Regions from separate parts of the Homo sapiens genome. Here region 1 is linked to region 2. A link is a contact called in ENCODE Hi-C data. All regions are on one chromosome and are shown on one strand. The core of a region is the stretch at or near the end of the contact, and the rest is flanking DNA. Distances in the headings are between cores, read along the strand shown. Region 1 holds the start of CDCA7L (cell division cycle associated 7 like). Region 2 holds the start of SNX13 (sorting nexin 13).

Region 1 (3,652 bases), core at 628-3,127, 4.0 Mb after region 2:
ACAAGGAGCTCCGGAGTGATAAATTCCAGATACATTTTCTGACTAAACTCACAAGGAGCTCAAATCTCCATCCAGAGGGTTTGTTTTTTGTTTTTAGTCCTGTAGCAACAGAAACTCCTAGAAGGTTAGGACGCCAGCCGGAAGTGGTGGCTCACGCCTGTAATCCCAGCACTTTGGGAGGCCGAGGCAGGTGGATCACCTGAGGTCAGCAGTTCAAGACCAGACTGGACAACATTGTGAAACCCTGTCTCTACTAAAAAAAAAAAAAAAATACAAAAAATTAGACAGGCGTGGTGGCGGGCGCCTGTAATCCCAGCTACTCGGGACGCTGAGGCAGGAAAATTGCTTGAACCCGGGAGGCGAAGGTTGCAGTGAGCCGAGGTCGCGCCATTACACTCCACCCCGGACAAGAGCGAAACTCCGTCTCCAAAAAAAAAAAAAAAAAAAAAAGGATGCTAATACACGGTAAAAGCCAGTGGCAAAAAATAAAAAATCGAACCCTGTCTCATTCCGTAGGCTTTACTGTTTCCCTTGCTTTTAATAGTTTATCTCACAGGAGGCATTTTAAAAATATTCTCAGAAACATCAACAACAGATTTTTCTCAAGCGACCATTTTCAGGAAGGCTTCAGAAATTACTAAAAGGCCAAAGCTACCGTTAGTGGCTCAGTCTTTGCCGCCAGACTCGGGCAGGTGACAGCGGTTTGGGCTCGGGCGCCGGGCACTCTGCGCCTTCCAACGCTGGCGGCCCCGCCTCCCCTTCTCCCGGGCCAGGCACGCAGGTGGAGGAAAGTAAACACCAGTCGGAAGCAAGGTGGAAGCAGTGAGTCTCGCGACTCTCAATAAAACAAGTGGAAAAAAAAAAAAAAACAATCCTCGCACAAAGCATCTCCGTGCTCCCACAAGCAGAGGCGTGGCTGCTTGTTTCCCTTTTTAAAGGTTGTATTTTTAGTTCTTATGAAAAATGTTTTTATTGCTTACTTCTAAGTAAACATGTATCTCCATTACGATAACGTAGAGAAAAGCTCTTTTAAGAAGTAAAAAGAGAAAACTGAAGTCACGTTCACATTCCCACTACTCACTGAAACGTTTGGGGGAACTTACTCAAGTGTTTGCTAATGAGTTTTAAAGACGAGTTAGGCCCTTAACGCGTAATTGGGGTCGTGCTGTGCATATGATTTGGGATCTTGCAGCTTGTTTAACTCGGCCCAATGACGTTACCATTTCCCCCAAATGGTTACTAATTCCTTGAAAACGTTTACAAAAGTTCTAGAATAAACACTAAAGTTATTATTTTTAAACTCCATTATCCAAGTTGGACTGGTCTGGCGATCGACTGTTAAAAAAAAAAAATTACAACTTTCTTAAGCTTCCTGATCTCTGTGCCAATTCCCGGAGAAAGTGTGGGGAGTGCACAAAAAAAGCCCCTCCCCCGTCTCACGAGGGCTGCAAACGCAGGCGCTGCGCCCCGCTAGCTCCCCGCCTGCACCCCCGGCGGCCACCCGAGACTGAGCAGAGCGCCAGGCTGAGCGCGGTTGTGTGCTGGGGCGACCGGCCTCTGTGGTCCGCGTAGCACAAACGTGACCCACTGCGCACACCTGCAGGGCGCGCCCACTCCGGCACTCAACCGGCTGGGCGCGCCAGATCCCCAGTGCCGCAGCCAAGGGCCACGTTTCCAGCCCAAGGCCAGCAGGACCGGGTGGCAAAGGGAAGTCAAACTGTGGGTGCGTCCGGACGGCGGCGGGCGGCCGGACCCTCACCTGGTAGCGAGTCGCCAACTCCATTCTTCCTAACCGGGCTCCAGTCTCCTCCCAGCACGCGGCCACGGGAGCCCGGACTCACCACGGCCCGGCGCACCAAGAACGCCCCGCGCCCGAGCAGCTAGCGCGCTCCGCCCGGAGCACAGGCGGGCCCCGGGAGGGGCGCACTTGACGCCCTGGACAGGGGGAGCGCGTTGCGCTGCCCCCTCGGTGCCGCCTCACTGGGCCTCGTGGCTCCGATCACGTTCCAACTTCGCGGCCACTGACCTTGTCTTCGCAGGCGGCGCGAGAGGGGGCTGCAGTTGGGCGCGGCAAGAGCAATTACCAGTGTTAGGGCGCCGGGCTCCCCCCTGCAGCAGAGGGAGGGAGTGGAGCCGTCCGGCGGGGTTTAGCGCGGGAGAAATGAGGGGGCTGTCCCGGCGCAGCCTCCAGCTGGCACGCGCGCTGGATACTTGGCAGGGTTTATTCCAGGTCATGCCCTGGGGCGCGAGCTTCTGCTGCAACCCCTGTCTCTGATCCAGGCAAATATTGTAGGGCGGCTTTGGGGCTTGTTTTGTTTTGTTGTTGTAACGGGGCAGGGTTCTCTTTGGGAAGATTCTGTCTCCCAAAACATTTGCTACAGGGTTCACTTTGCAGAACAGGCAACCCAGGTTTCTTTACCAAGGCCCAGGTGGACAGATGCAAACCCGCCTGAAACTTTAGACGGCCATTACACAGTAGGCCTCCACACCCACCAGACAAAGAGTTTGTAGAGGTCAGGAATGCTGACTAATTTAACAGAATTGACCCCGGCATCTACTAAGCATCAGGCACTGGGCTAGTCCTAGGAACAGAAGGGTGAACAAAAACAGGCCCCTGCTCTGTTGGAGTTTACAGCCTGAGAGCCAGTTACCAACCTAATTGCATTATTCTAAATAAATACAATAATGATGCAAATAAGTGTAATAACGATGTAAATTTTATAAATTAGATTTATAATTAATATTAATTTGATACCACTATCAATGACAAATGTAATGATGATGCAAATAAATGTAAATTTGGAGCGATGATGCCATGAGAAAAAAGGCAAGTGGTATTAATGGTGGTGTGAAATAGGAAGACAATCTGATAGAGGTCAGGGAATACTTCTTAGAGTTCAGATATGAAGAGTGAGGAATTAAGTTTGTGGAAATTGTGGGAGAGTTGAAGTAGAGAGTGGGGAGAATGGTAAATGAAGTTGTCCTGAAATCACAGCAGGTTTGCTGGACAGTGTTGCACACCTATTTAGAACCGTGGTCATAGGTTTACAGTAGAGCATCCTGTACGCATAGGACCTTCTGCAGCCCCTCTCAGCTGCTTAGGATCTGACGTTCATCTTTTCTTTATTGAACGAGTGAATGAAATTTGCCAAACATTTACTCAAGCTTGAAGAGAAAACATGGAAAAGGTTTCCTTCCTTCCTTTGGTTAGTTCAGCAAACAACATGTGTTATGTGCTTTCATGTTCCAGCCCTCAGTGTTCTCACTTCCTGGTGGTAGTAAAACCAATACAACATTGTGTGACTTAAAATGTTTTGTTTTTATTGGATAATGTTATTTATTCATTATGGCCACTTCATTTTTATTATGCTTTAGAGTTTTCCTTCACATGCAGTATCTCCTTGAATCCTCTCAATATCCTTCCAGATCCTTATTGTCCACATTTTTAAAATAAGGAAACAGAATCTAAGAAAATACATTAAGAGATCCCTGCCACCCTGCCACTAAGTGACAGCAGCAGACTGCCAAACTGAAAACCATTCCTTATGCCTCCAGATCCAACATTCTTTCCATTTTTCTGTATTTTTTCCCTTTGGCTGCCAGGAAGCTTAGAGTGAAAATTAATTCAATCAGAGCTCTTCTTCCTCTTTTT
Region 2 (3,570 bases), core at 1,018-3,517:
ACAATATTCAGACAAGGAAGTACAATAGCATGTTTTAAAATCTATCAAGAGAGCTGAAAACTACTTGAGAGGCAGCTGAGCAAAACGGTCAGAGCTCTCTACTGAGAGTTAGGAGATGAGATTCCAGTTTCGACTGTCACTAATATTTAATAATTGACCTTGGACAAGAGTCTCTGGCTTCAGTTTCCTAATCTATAAACGACTACTGAAAACTATAGGGAAGACTTTAGTACAATTTAATCTGGGTCTTACTTTGGCGAGGCAATCTAGAAAAGTTAACAGAATGGGCTAGGTGGCAACTGCCAAGGTTGGAATCCTGCTTCTGCCACTTATAAGTTGTGCAGTGTTCACACAAAAAGTACTAAAGTACAGTTTACTTAATATTATCATTGATTTACTGTTTAAAATATTTCCCTAAAACGCAAAATTGCATTAAAATACAGAAGCTGAGAAAGCTCCATCTTTCCAAATCATTTTACTGGCAGACACACAAGTAGTTCATTTGAAAGTATTAAAACTCTGAAACATGTTAACATAAGCTAAGTTTAAGGAAAAGATCATATCATATAATATTACACATTAGAGACAACACTAAACACTTATTATAAGGCTAACTGTTCCCACTAAAATATCACACTTAAGGTAAAAATGAAACTTCTGCTACTTATAACTCTTTTTTCTAATCTATTACTGCTAATCACAACACAAACTTATGCTATAACCATAATCTCAATTAACTCCAAGAATGAAAAATCTGTAGAATTTAGAAATATAAAATGAACTTCAAACAACTAAAAATACGTACTGTAGAAGTTACAATCAACCAGTAAGTATTTATCATATGCCAGGCTCTGTGCTTAGATTAAGTACAAACAGCAAAGTATAAAGTTCCTCAAAGTTAGTCACGTTCCAAGGACCTGAAATTTCAGGCAAGTACGTGCTTTACCATCACTTTTCACAAAATAAAAGCCACTCACCTACAAATGTTTGTATTTCCTTTTTGGCCCATGTAGGAATACTTCCCATTGCCCACTAAAACTGTTTCCTATTCAGTTCAGCCCATAAAAATGCCCAATCCGGTCAGTTCCTCACGTCAGGATCCTCACAGTACTTAAAGTGAAAGGCTTCGAAAAAGGTATTTCATCAAATCACAAGGTTCAGTATTTTATGTTCAGTGACACCTACACCTGCAGATACTACAACACATAACTGGGCTAACCTGGGTCAAGTACCTAGTTGCACCGATTTAGTTCTTCCCCTTAAAGTGTTGCTAGTAAAGGCAAACTCTACTTCTTCAAAAAGTCGGCTTTTTGCAATGCCCATTAGGCACTAGAAAAGGGAAATTGATTGGTTCGTCATAGTTGCCCTACTTCCATTTCAGGTCCAAAGAAAAAAACTATTCCATAGGGAGTAACAAGGGGGCCACACGCAAATCAAGGTGGCAGATGCTAAACTGAACTTTGTGATGACCACGATTTAACCGAAAAGGTGATGGATGTGGGGGAGGGGGATGACCCAACTGAGCCATACATGTGCAGCTTGAGATAAAAAAGTCCACTTCATGAAGCAGTCAAAGTAGAGGGTGGGAAACAAACCGGTCGGGCCGAGCAACAACCCCAGGGTGCTGACCGAGCTCGGAGGCGGAGGGCCCTGGAGCCCAGGGACCAGAGAAAGGAGACCTAGGGCAAACCATAGGATCACAAGAACCAGCAGTAACGTGGAAAGGCCAACGCTGCCACAGAGTAGCGTGTAAGGGGACACGAAGAAGGGAGCGATGAGTTAGAAGGGAGTGACAGCAGGAGGGAGACCAGTGCCAGGGGCGAGTGGCAAGTGGCAACTGCGAAAGGCGAGGCACTGGCAGCCGGAGGTGGTGGGACTCTGTTGAGTCAGCACAGCTCCTACTCTGAGGGCACTTGTAGGATCCCCGCTGCTCCTCGGGCCCTGGAGCCCACGGCGAAGGGTCAGGCCCACCTTCCGTACAGATGATGTTCTCTGACGGGCTGGCGCCGGCCCCTTCCCCATTTCACAGGTAAACACTGGCCACCGTCGCCGCTTACCTCAGTTAACATTATTACACCCCGGGGAAGTGAGGTCCTCCCTAGCCTCGCCTCATGGCAACAGCCGTAGCAGCAGCGAAAACTGCTCGGGCCGCCGCCAACGGCGGCAACTGCTCCTTCAGTCTTCTCCCGGGCGGCGGTTTTACTCGGCTTCGCTGGCCTCCCCTCGGCCCGGTCGCTCGCGACGGACGCGCCGCCATCTTGGAAGAGCGACGTCCGCGTCTCGCTGCAACGTGCGTTCCCATTGGCGGGCGCAGGGGCTGCTGGCGTCTCGTGACCGTCTCCATAGCGCCGGCGCGCGGAGAAGCGGAGGTAGGCTGTCGGCAGTCGGCTTGGCGCTGACTTGTAGGACCCCGGGACCGGGCGCCTGGGCCAACTTGGGACCGCTGGGAGTGCAGAGGGGCCCCAGCGCCCGAGCCTTCCGGGAATGGACGTGCGCGCCCTTGGGGCCGGCGCATCATCCACCGCCCACTAGCGTTGGCCCGCCCTGGGGAGAGGAGAAAATGCCAGAGGCCGACACTTGACTGATGGCGCTGCGGACCTCGCTGGTCTTGGGGACAAGGCGGCAGATTTCCTTTAGAAAAACTTCCCTCTCGCGTCTCCCTGGCCCCGCGGCGACCGAAGAGTTGGGGTTCGGCTTTCTTCTCCTGGGATTTAAGTGTTATTTGAAACAGCTCCCTGCGCGGCCCTTTTCTCCTAAACTTTGACAGAAACTTCCCTTTGTCCCTACCAATCCTCAGTGAGTTCTTTACAGGGGTCCGAGACAGGTTGTAGATATGATGCGGCTTATCGGCTTTACCCCGATCCTAGCGGAGTTAGGACTTGCTGATGTAATTGGCCAGCACCTGCCTAACAATGAAGGTTTAGTTATGCTACAAGTAATGCACCTCTAAAAAAACGTAAAACAGGCTTTACGTTTTACCTGCTATCTCCACAGGTTTACTAGCTGCTTAATACAATATGCTTGTATATCAAGGTGAGCAAATTTCAGCAAATGTCATTGTAAATAGTCCCAACTTAAATGGAATTGAACTCTGGAACTCAATGTGCATAGAAGTCCCTGAGACTGACGCCATTCTAGATCTACCACTAGATGGTTTGCGATGTACGGAATTAAAGGCAGTCACTTCTACCTGAATTGTGATGAAAGTAGTTTACCTGAACATGCTGGGAAAGTGTGCTACCCTGTTTTGTATTAGAAACCAGTTTCCAAGTAAATTGAAAAGCAAATTTTCAGACTTGACATTAAAAACACCTCCATGTCATTCTTACAAGAGGTACAAAAGCATTTTAGAAAACTAAAGCCAGGAGTTTCTTCCCTTTTACCAGAATCTTTTCCCTCCATTTAACAATAGTACTGTTGTGCTAAATGAAATTTACTTAATGTATTACTCTTACAGTCTCAAAACAATAAGGGCATTGCAAACCTTGTATTATCTCTATCGTGTCAAGGAAACAAAACGGTTCATTTAAGCAGTCATGCAAAAAATTCAAGAAAAACTGATTTTGCTCA

What was found. Hi-C counts contacts between places; a loop is a spot of excess contacts on that map. Pooled maps may share reads with other maps.
Region 1: a pooled map shows a loop between it and region 2 (17-fold over the local background). The contact joins the promoter of CDCA7L here to the promoter of SNX13 in region 2. A Hi-C loop is called at or near these places in 1 of 37 single-sample maps with no recorded cell type and 8 of 50 pooled maps.

What each region holds. Positions count from the first base shown.
Region 1 is chr7:21,944,022-21,947,673 of GRCh38, forward strand. It overlaps CDCA7L (cell division cycle associated 7 like), which reads right to left and starts at 1,878. Exons shown (of 10, transcript NM_018719.5): 1 at 1,760-1,878. The coding sequence starts at 1,783. RefSeq lists a silencer at 1,497-1,546 and enhancers at 1,687-1,836, 1,832-2,542, 2,227-2,476.
Region 2 is chr7:17,938,227-17,941,796 of GRCh38, forward strand. It overlaps SNX13 (sorting nexin 13), which reads right to left and starts at 2,268. Exons shown (of 26, transcript NM_015132.5): 1 at 2,058-2,268. The coding sequence starts at 2,069.